Linked DNA regions of Homo sapiens: region 2 is linked to region 1. A link is an interaction called in ENCODE POLR2A ChIA-PET data of the cell type or tissue named here. Cell type or tissue: GM12878. All regions are shown on one strand.

Region 1 (4,000 bases):
AGTGCCGTGGCATGATCTTGGCTCACTGCAAGCTCCGCCTGCCAGGTTCACACCATTCTCCTGTCTCAGCCTCCCAAGTAGCTGGGATTACAGGTACGTGCCACCATGCCCAGCTAATTTTTTTGTATTTTCAGTAGAGACGGGGTTTCACCGTGTTAGCTAGGATGGTCTCGATCTCTTGTCTTCGTGATCCGCCCACTTCGGCCTCCCAAAGTGCTGAGATTACAGGTGTGAGCCACAACGCCCAACCTGTTTGTTTTTTCTTCTCTTTTTTCTTTTCTTTCTTTCTTTGTTTTTTTCGTTTTTTTGAGACGGAGTCTTACTCTGTCACCAGGCTGGAGTGCAGTGGCGCAATCTCAGCTCACTGCAACCTCCACCTCCCAGGTTGAAGTGATTCTCCTGCCTCAGCCTTCCGAGTAGCTGGGATTACAGGCACGCACCACCATGGCCAGCTAATTTTTGTATTTTTAGTAGAGACGGGGTTTCACCATGTTGGCCAGGATGCTCTTGCTCTCCTGACCTCGTGATCCGCCCTCCTTGGCCCCCCAAAGTGCTGGGATTACAGGCGTGAGCCACCACGCCCGGCCTTTTTTTTTTTTTTTTAAATCTTGAGACAGGATCTTGCTCTATTGCCCAGGCTGGAGTGTTGTGGCACCATTATGGCTCACTACAGCCTTGACGTCCTGGGCTTAAATGATGCTCTCACCTTACATTCTCAAGTAGCTGGGACCATAGGTGTGCATGGCCACACCCGGCCAATGTAAAAATAATTGTGTGTGTATGCATGCTGAGATGGGGTCTCCCTATGTTGCCCGGGCTGGCCTTGAACTCCTGGGCTCAAGCAATCCCCGGCTTGCGGTGAGCTGAGATAGTGCCACTGTACTCCAGCCTGGGTGACAGAGTGAGACTCCGTCTCAAAAAAAAAAAAAAAAAAAAAAAAAAAAAAGCCGGGCGCAGTGGCTCATGCCTGTAATCCCAGTACTTTGGGAGGCCGATGCGGTTGGATCATGAGGTCAGGAGATCAAGACCATCCTGGTTAACATGGTGAAACCCCGTCTCTAGTAAAAATATAAAAATTAGCTGGCCATACAAAAATTAGCTGCCAAATACATTGTGGCAATGCAAGTGTTCTAGTTTTCATATTGTAATATGGTCTTACAAGATGTAATGATCAAAGGAAACTGGGTGAATGGTACACTGGACCTCTCTGTCATATTTTTGCAACTTCCTATGAGTCTGTAAGTATTTCTAAATAAAATGCTAAAAGATATATCCAGACTTTAGACCTATGCCGTCCACTAGCCACAGATTGCTTTAAAAATGAACATCAGCCGGGTGCGGTGGCTCACGCCTGTAATCCCAGCATTTTGGGAAGCTGAGGCGGGTGGATCAGGAGATCAGGGGTTCAAGACCAGCCTGACCAACAAGGTGAAACCCTGTCTCTACTAAAAATATGTAAGTTAGCTGGGTGTGGTGGTGTGCACCTGCAGTCCTAGCTACTTGGGAGGCTGAGGTGGAAGGATCTCTTGAACCTGGGAGGCAGAGGTTGCAGTGAGCCAAGATTGTGCCACTGTACTCCAGCCTGGGTGACAGAGCAAGACTGTCTCAAAAAAAAAAAAAAAAGAACATCTAAGTTAATTGAAATAATTTCAGTTCCTTGATCACACGAACCCATGTTTCAAGTGCTCATGTGGCCACCTTATTATATAGCACAATTATAGAACATTTTCATTATTGCATAAAGTTCAATTGGGCAGTCTGCTTTAAATAAAACCCTCTATAGTAGTGCCAGTTGTCACATGTCTTGGTACCTACACATTTCTTAGAGAACAGTCTCAAATTTACAAATCAAAGTAATTGTCTATACCAGTAAAATTAAATAGAATGGATAAATTAAGCATTTTTTAAAAAAGTGCCGTGACTTTCAAGGCCACATTATATATTTTAATAAACAAAGGAAATGAAATATTTGCTTCATGTTTGAAATAGGAATAAGGTGTTTTTCCTTATCTGCCAAAGCAGTTGCTGTCTTTTTCCATAATCACAATATAGCATATTTAGGAGATGGGAAAAACAGAGACAGATGGGTAGGGAAAAGAGAAATTCTGGCATGAAAAGTATTTTGAATATCCCATGCTTCTTGTTTTCTATTTCTTAGTGACCAGCTTACCAATGGTAGCTTACCATTGAAGAGGAAGTGTGGTTTAGCAACCAGACCTTAAACCAAAATTCTATTTCTGGCTCGAAGTGACCTTGAGGAAGTTACACATATGTTCTTCTCATTTGTACAGCGAATAAGCAAATTAAGATAAAAGCAACTATTGCTGAGCGGACTGTAGGACTGCAAGATATGTTACTCTAAAATGATCCCACTATTCCAGATTATATATAAAATGATTTGCTTACAAGTAGATTAAATACAGAGTTTCCAGGAATTTAGTTATGCAAAGAATCCCATGAGGTAGAAAGAGGAACTTTACCAGGCATAAAAATTTTTAAGTTTTGAGTTTGGGGGGAGAATACAAGAAAACGAAGACATAGGGTAAAAATTTTTATTTCATCCCACGTTAATAATTTTGACAAACTTTGGGAGGATAAGCAGACGTTCTGCACTTTAGAAATCACGTTTTGAAGTTAAATAGTTCAGGATTTGCATTCCAGACCTGCCGTTTACTATCTGGAAAGTTACTTTCTCAGTTATAGATGATGTATAGATGTTCTCAGTTTCAACACCTATTAATGACTTTTTGTTGAGGTTGTTATGAGGAGAGCACATAGCAAGTTAAGTATACAGCTATAATTACTGATAATTTTATCAAGATACGGAATATAATGATGGTGTTAGGAAAATATAAATAGCTTAGTGTATTCTCCTTTTATGAAGCTTTATTTTTAGCCACATGATAATTTTTGTGTGTGTGTGTGGGTAGAATACTAATTTTAGCTTGTAACGAATTGGTTAAAATTGCAGTTCCTATAGCCATTCTGAAATTCAAGCATGTGTGAGTAAATTGATCAGGATCACTTGATTTAAAGCCAGTAGGGATAAATCTGTATTTTGTAAAATCTACAAGGCAGAGAATCTGTGCAGAGAACTCAGAAAAATAGCACAATCACACATCTATGGGTGCAATTTTATTTCAGTGTAATCCCTGCAACATTTTTCTACGGCTAGATCCATATAATCTCTGAATGAATAGTGAAAGGTTTAGTTGATTGTAAAGATACATAAAAATCTACAATGTACAATGCCAAATCATCAGAAAATATTCCATATAACTTTTCTTTTTCTTTGCCCTCCAAACTGCCAAAACATTGAAAAAAGAGGTCAAGAACAAAGGCCAGCATACTCATGAGGATCCTTCTGGCCCTGGTTCACAGTAGCAGTGCAGGACAGTTCCAGTTTTAGCCCATAACTCATTGGCATATGGTCAGTTTGAAGTTTCCTGCAGTACTTTTCTGAGCTAGAGAGAGGGAACCAAAAATGCTGACATCCTCATTTGACATCTTCACTCCAGCCTGTGTAAGTGCCAGCACTTCCTGTGTAAAACCTATCCTGACTGTAGAGGACACACCCAGCCCTTAGCTGACCTGGATGAGGATGATGGCTGGAATTGGTGAGGTTTGGAAAGCATTAGCCCTCAGATGGACACCACCACAGTATATGAACATACTGTGTATTACTATACCTTTCACTTCATAAAGATCAGCTTTTAAAGTTTATGAAAATAACATTTATTGACAGCAAGTGATTGTTGGAGGTAGGTTACTAGCTCTCAAAATCACCACTGCATTACAGTATTATACTAGATGATGGTGTGTTCAAGAAAGAGTTAATTATTTGGATGTATAATACCTTGGAAATTACACCAAAAAAAATCCGTTGGGAGCTCTGAAGTGTGCATATCTTGTCTGCCTCATATAGTATGGCTTTATCTTGACTGCCTTGTCAGTCTTGGCCTCAATTTTCTTATCCATGCAATGGGAGGATTTCTAAATG
Region 2 (4,000 bases), 53 kb before region 1:
TATTTATTTCTGCCTTAATTTCGTTATTTACCCAGTAGTCATTCAGGAGTAGGTTGTTCGGTTTCCATGTAGTTGTGCAGTTTTGAGTGAGTTTCTTAATCCTGAGTTCTAATTTGATTGCGCTGTAGTCTGAAAGACTATTTGTTATGATTTCCATTCTTTTGCATTTGCTGAGGAGTATTTTATTTCCAAATATGTGGTCAATTTTAGAATAAGTGAGATGTGGTGCTGAGAAGAATGTATATTCTGTTGATTTGGGGTAGAGAGTTCTGTAGATGTCTATTAGGTCTGCTTGGTCCAGAGCTGAGTTCAAGTCCTGAATATCCTTGTTAATTTTCTGTCTTGATCTGTCTAATATTGACAGTGGGGTGTTAAAGTCTCCCACTATTATTGTGTAGGAGTCTAAGTCTCTTTGTAGGTCGCTAAGAACTTGCTTTATGAATCTGGGTGCTCCTGTATTGGGTGCATATATATTTAAGATAGTTAGCTCTTCTTGTTGAATTGATCCCTTTACCATTATGTAATGGCCTTCTTTGTCTCTCTTGATCTTTGTTGGTTTAAAGTCTGTTTTATCAGAGACTAGGATTGCAACTCCTGCTTTTTTTTGCTTTCCATTTCCTTGATAAATATTCCTGCATCCCTTTATTTTGAGCCTATGCGTGTCTTTGCATGTGAGATGGATCTCCTGAATACAGCACACCAATGGGTCTTGACTCTTTATCTAATTTGCCAGTCTGTGTCTTTTAATTGGGGCATTTAGCCTGTTTACATTTAAGGTTAGTATTGTTATGTGTGAATTTGATCCTGTCATTATGATGCTGGCTGGTTATTTTGCCCATTAGTTGATGCAGTTTCTTCATAGTATCAATGGTCTTTACAATTTGGTATGTTTTTGCAGTGGCTGGTACCAGTTGTTGCTTTCCAGATTTAGTGCTTCCTTCAGGAGCTCTTGTAAGGCAGGCCTGGTGGTGACAAAATCTCTCAGCATTTGCTTGTCTGTAAAGGATTTTATTTCTCCTTTGCTTATGAAGCTTAGTTTGGCTGGATATGAAATTCTGAGTTGAAAATTCTTTACTTTAAGAATGTTGAATGTTGGTCCCCACTCTTCTTCTGGCTTGTAGGGTTTCTGCAGAGAGATCTGCTATTAGTCTGATGGGCTTTCCTTTGTGGGTAACCCAACCTTTCTTTCTGTCTGCCCTTAACATTTTTTCCCTCAGTTCAACCTTGGAGAATCTGATAATTATGTGTCTTGGGGTCGCTCTTCTCGAGGAGTATCTTTATGGTGTTCTCTGTGTTTCCTGAATTTGAATGTTGGCCTGCCTTGCTAGGTTGGGGAAGTTCTCCTGGATAATATCCTGAAGAGTGTTTTTCAACTTGGTTCAGTTCTCCCCATCACTTTCAGGTACATCAATCAAACGTAGCTTTGGTCTTTTTAATAGTCCCATATTTCTTTAATCTTGTCTTGTGCTTTATTTCATTAAGTTGTCTTCAATCTCTGATGTCCTTTCTTCCGTGTGATTGATTCAGCTATGGATACTTGTTATGCTTCACAAAGTTCTCATGCTGTATTTTTCACCTCCATCAGGTCATTTATGTTCTTCTCTAAACTAGTTATTCTAGTTAGCAATTCCTCTAACCTTTTTTCAAGGTTCTTAGCTTCCTTGCATTGGGTTAGAACATGTTCCTTTAGCTCAGAGGAGTTTTTTATCACCCACCTTCTGAAGCCTACTTCTGTCAATTCATCACACTTATTTTCCATCCAGTTTTATTCCCTTGCTGGTGAGGAGTTGTGATCCTTCAGAGAAGAGGTGTTCTGGTTTTTGGAATTTTCAGTCTTTTTGCTCTGGTTTTTCCTCATCTTCATGAATTTATCTACCTTTGGTCTTTGATGTTGGTGACCTTCGGATGGGGTTTCTATGTGAACATCTTTTTTGTTGATGTTGATGCTATTCATTTCTGTTTGTTAGTTTTCCTTCTAACAGTCAGGGTCCTCTGCTGCAGGTCTGCTGGAGTTTGCTGGAGGTCCATTCCAGACCCTGTTTGCCTGGGTATCACCAGTGGAGGCTTCAGAACAGCAAAGATTGCTCCCTCTTCCTTCCTCTGGAAGCTTCGTCCCAGAGGGGCACCCTCCACATGCCAGACAGAGCTCTCCTGTACAAGGTGTCTGTTGACCCCTGCTGGGAGGTATCTCCCAATCAGGAGGCACGGGGGTAAGGGACCCATTTGAGGAGGCAGTCTGTCCCTTAGCAGGGCTCAAGCGCTTTGCTGGGAGATCTGCTGCTCTCTTCAGAGCTGGCAGGCAGGAACTTTTAAGTTTGCTGAAGCTTTGCCCACAGCTGCCCTTTCCCCCAGGTGCTCTGTCCCAGGGAGATGGGAGTTTAAACCCCTGACTGGGGCTGCTGCCTTTCTTTCAGAGATGCTTTGTACAGATAGGAGAAATCTAGAGAGGCAGTCTGGCTGCTGGGAGTGTCTTTTAGCATGCTAATTAGCATACATAATTATAATTAGCTATAATTAGCAGTGAGGACAACCAGAGGTCTCTTTTGTTGCCATCTTGGTTTTGGTGGGTTTTGGCCTGCTTCTTACCATGTTTTATCAGCAAGGTCTTTGTGACCTGCATCTTGTTGAAACGAGTCCTGCCAAATTCCTATCAGGTTTACTGTAGTTAATGAGGCCAAAAAAAAAAAAGGACATTTTCAAGGAGAAACAGAAACATTATTAGAAAAGATTCTGGGCTGGGCGCGCTGGCTTATGCCTGTAATCCCAGCACTTTGGGAGGCTGAGGCAGGCAGATCACCTGAGGTCAGGAGTTTGGGACTAGCCTGGCCAACATGGTGAAATCCCGTTTCTACTAAAAATACAAAAATTAGCCGGGTGTGGTAGCAGGCATCTGTAATTCCAGCTACTTGGGAGACTGAGGCAGGAGAATTGCTTGAACCTGGGAGGGGCAGGTTGCAGTGAGCTGAGATTGCACCACTGTGCTCCAGCCTTGGTGATAAAGTGAGACTCTGTCTCAAAAAAGAAAAAAAAAAGGAAAGAAGAGATTCTGGAGGTAGAAACAAGAAATAGTTTCCTGATCTTTGCTGGGCAACCGTACTTTTGGTAATACTTGATTAACTCAAATCCTCTATTGCTTTCTAGGAACTTGTTTGACTAGATTATATCGTATATCATTAGCAGGGTGACAGTTACCTACTAAATTTTGAAGTTATATGAATAATCTTTATTTTCAAGAATCTTATGAATTTTATATGTTCTGCAAAAACAGGTAAAACTTCATTCCTCTTTTACTCTATTTAAAAAAACTGTAATGGATGGATATATATAATTGCGTGTGTGTAAAAGTAATATTAATATATCAATATCATGATCTTACTGGTATATGTTTTTCTAAGAGAATTTTTCTAAGAGAATTAGGTAAGCCTTTCCCCACTCTTTTAACATCTTAGTATAATAAAAAATTGAGTGAGAGTATTCACACCCAGAGATACTGTCCAAAGTAGAAGAACTAGCTTCAAGACTGGGAACTGACTAGGGTGCTAATTAGAGCCCCTCTGTAGTCCTTTTATAGAAAATGGTAAACTCAGGCCATTGCCTATGAAAACATTGAAAAGAAGGGAAGGAGGAGAAGGGTTCTGGAGGAAGCAAGGAGGAAACTGCCAATGATGGTAGTCATTGTTCTGAAGTCAGTTTGGTGCCCAATCTAAGCTGATTTTCATTGAGAGCTAATGTCCATTTCCAGGTTTTGGAACTGAATGAACAACTGGTATGTTTTCGTTAACCTGGGAGATTCTCTGTAGCCACAAAATGAGCATTGGAGAGGTCGAAAAAAGGAATAGAAAATTAAAAATCATATAACTCCCACTTGTAGAGAGCAGCTGTCATCATATAATGTCATGAATCCTCTCTGATTAGCTGGCAGCAGATGTGTTAGGTGCTTCTCTGCCTCTTGATTATAGCCCCTTTCTGTAAACTTCCGGGAAAATTATATTGGCGGCAA

What was found. Peaks named below come from ENCODE experiments on the same cell type or tissue, not always from the same donor. Only the 100,000 strongest peaks of a DNase experiment are listed, where the experiment ranks them.
Region 2: POLR2A ChIA-PET joins it to region 1 with 7 read pairs; 4 of 35 experiments call an interaction of 5 or more read pairs at or near these places.

Annotation. Positions count from the first base shown.
Region 1 is chr12:32,480,212-32,484,211 of GRCh38, forward strand. The region is part of intron 1 of FGD4 (FYVE, RhoGEF and PH domain containing 4); the gene reads left to right. Among named protein-coding and RNA genes, the nearest start is that of FGD4, 83 kb to the left of the region's middle. RefSeq lists a silencer at 2,144-2,303. In GM12878, no CTCF peak of the experiment used is centred here; a DNase peak (open chromatin) is centred at 2,220.
Region 2 is chr12:32,427,293-32,431,292 of GRCh38, forward strand. All of the region lies in intron 1 of FGD4 (FYVE, RhoGEF and PH domain containing 4), which reads left to right. Among named protein-coding and RNA genes, the nearest start is that of FGD4, 30 kb to the left of the region's middle. In GM12878, no CTCF peak of the experiment used is centred here; no DNase peak of the experiment used is centred here.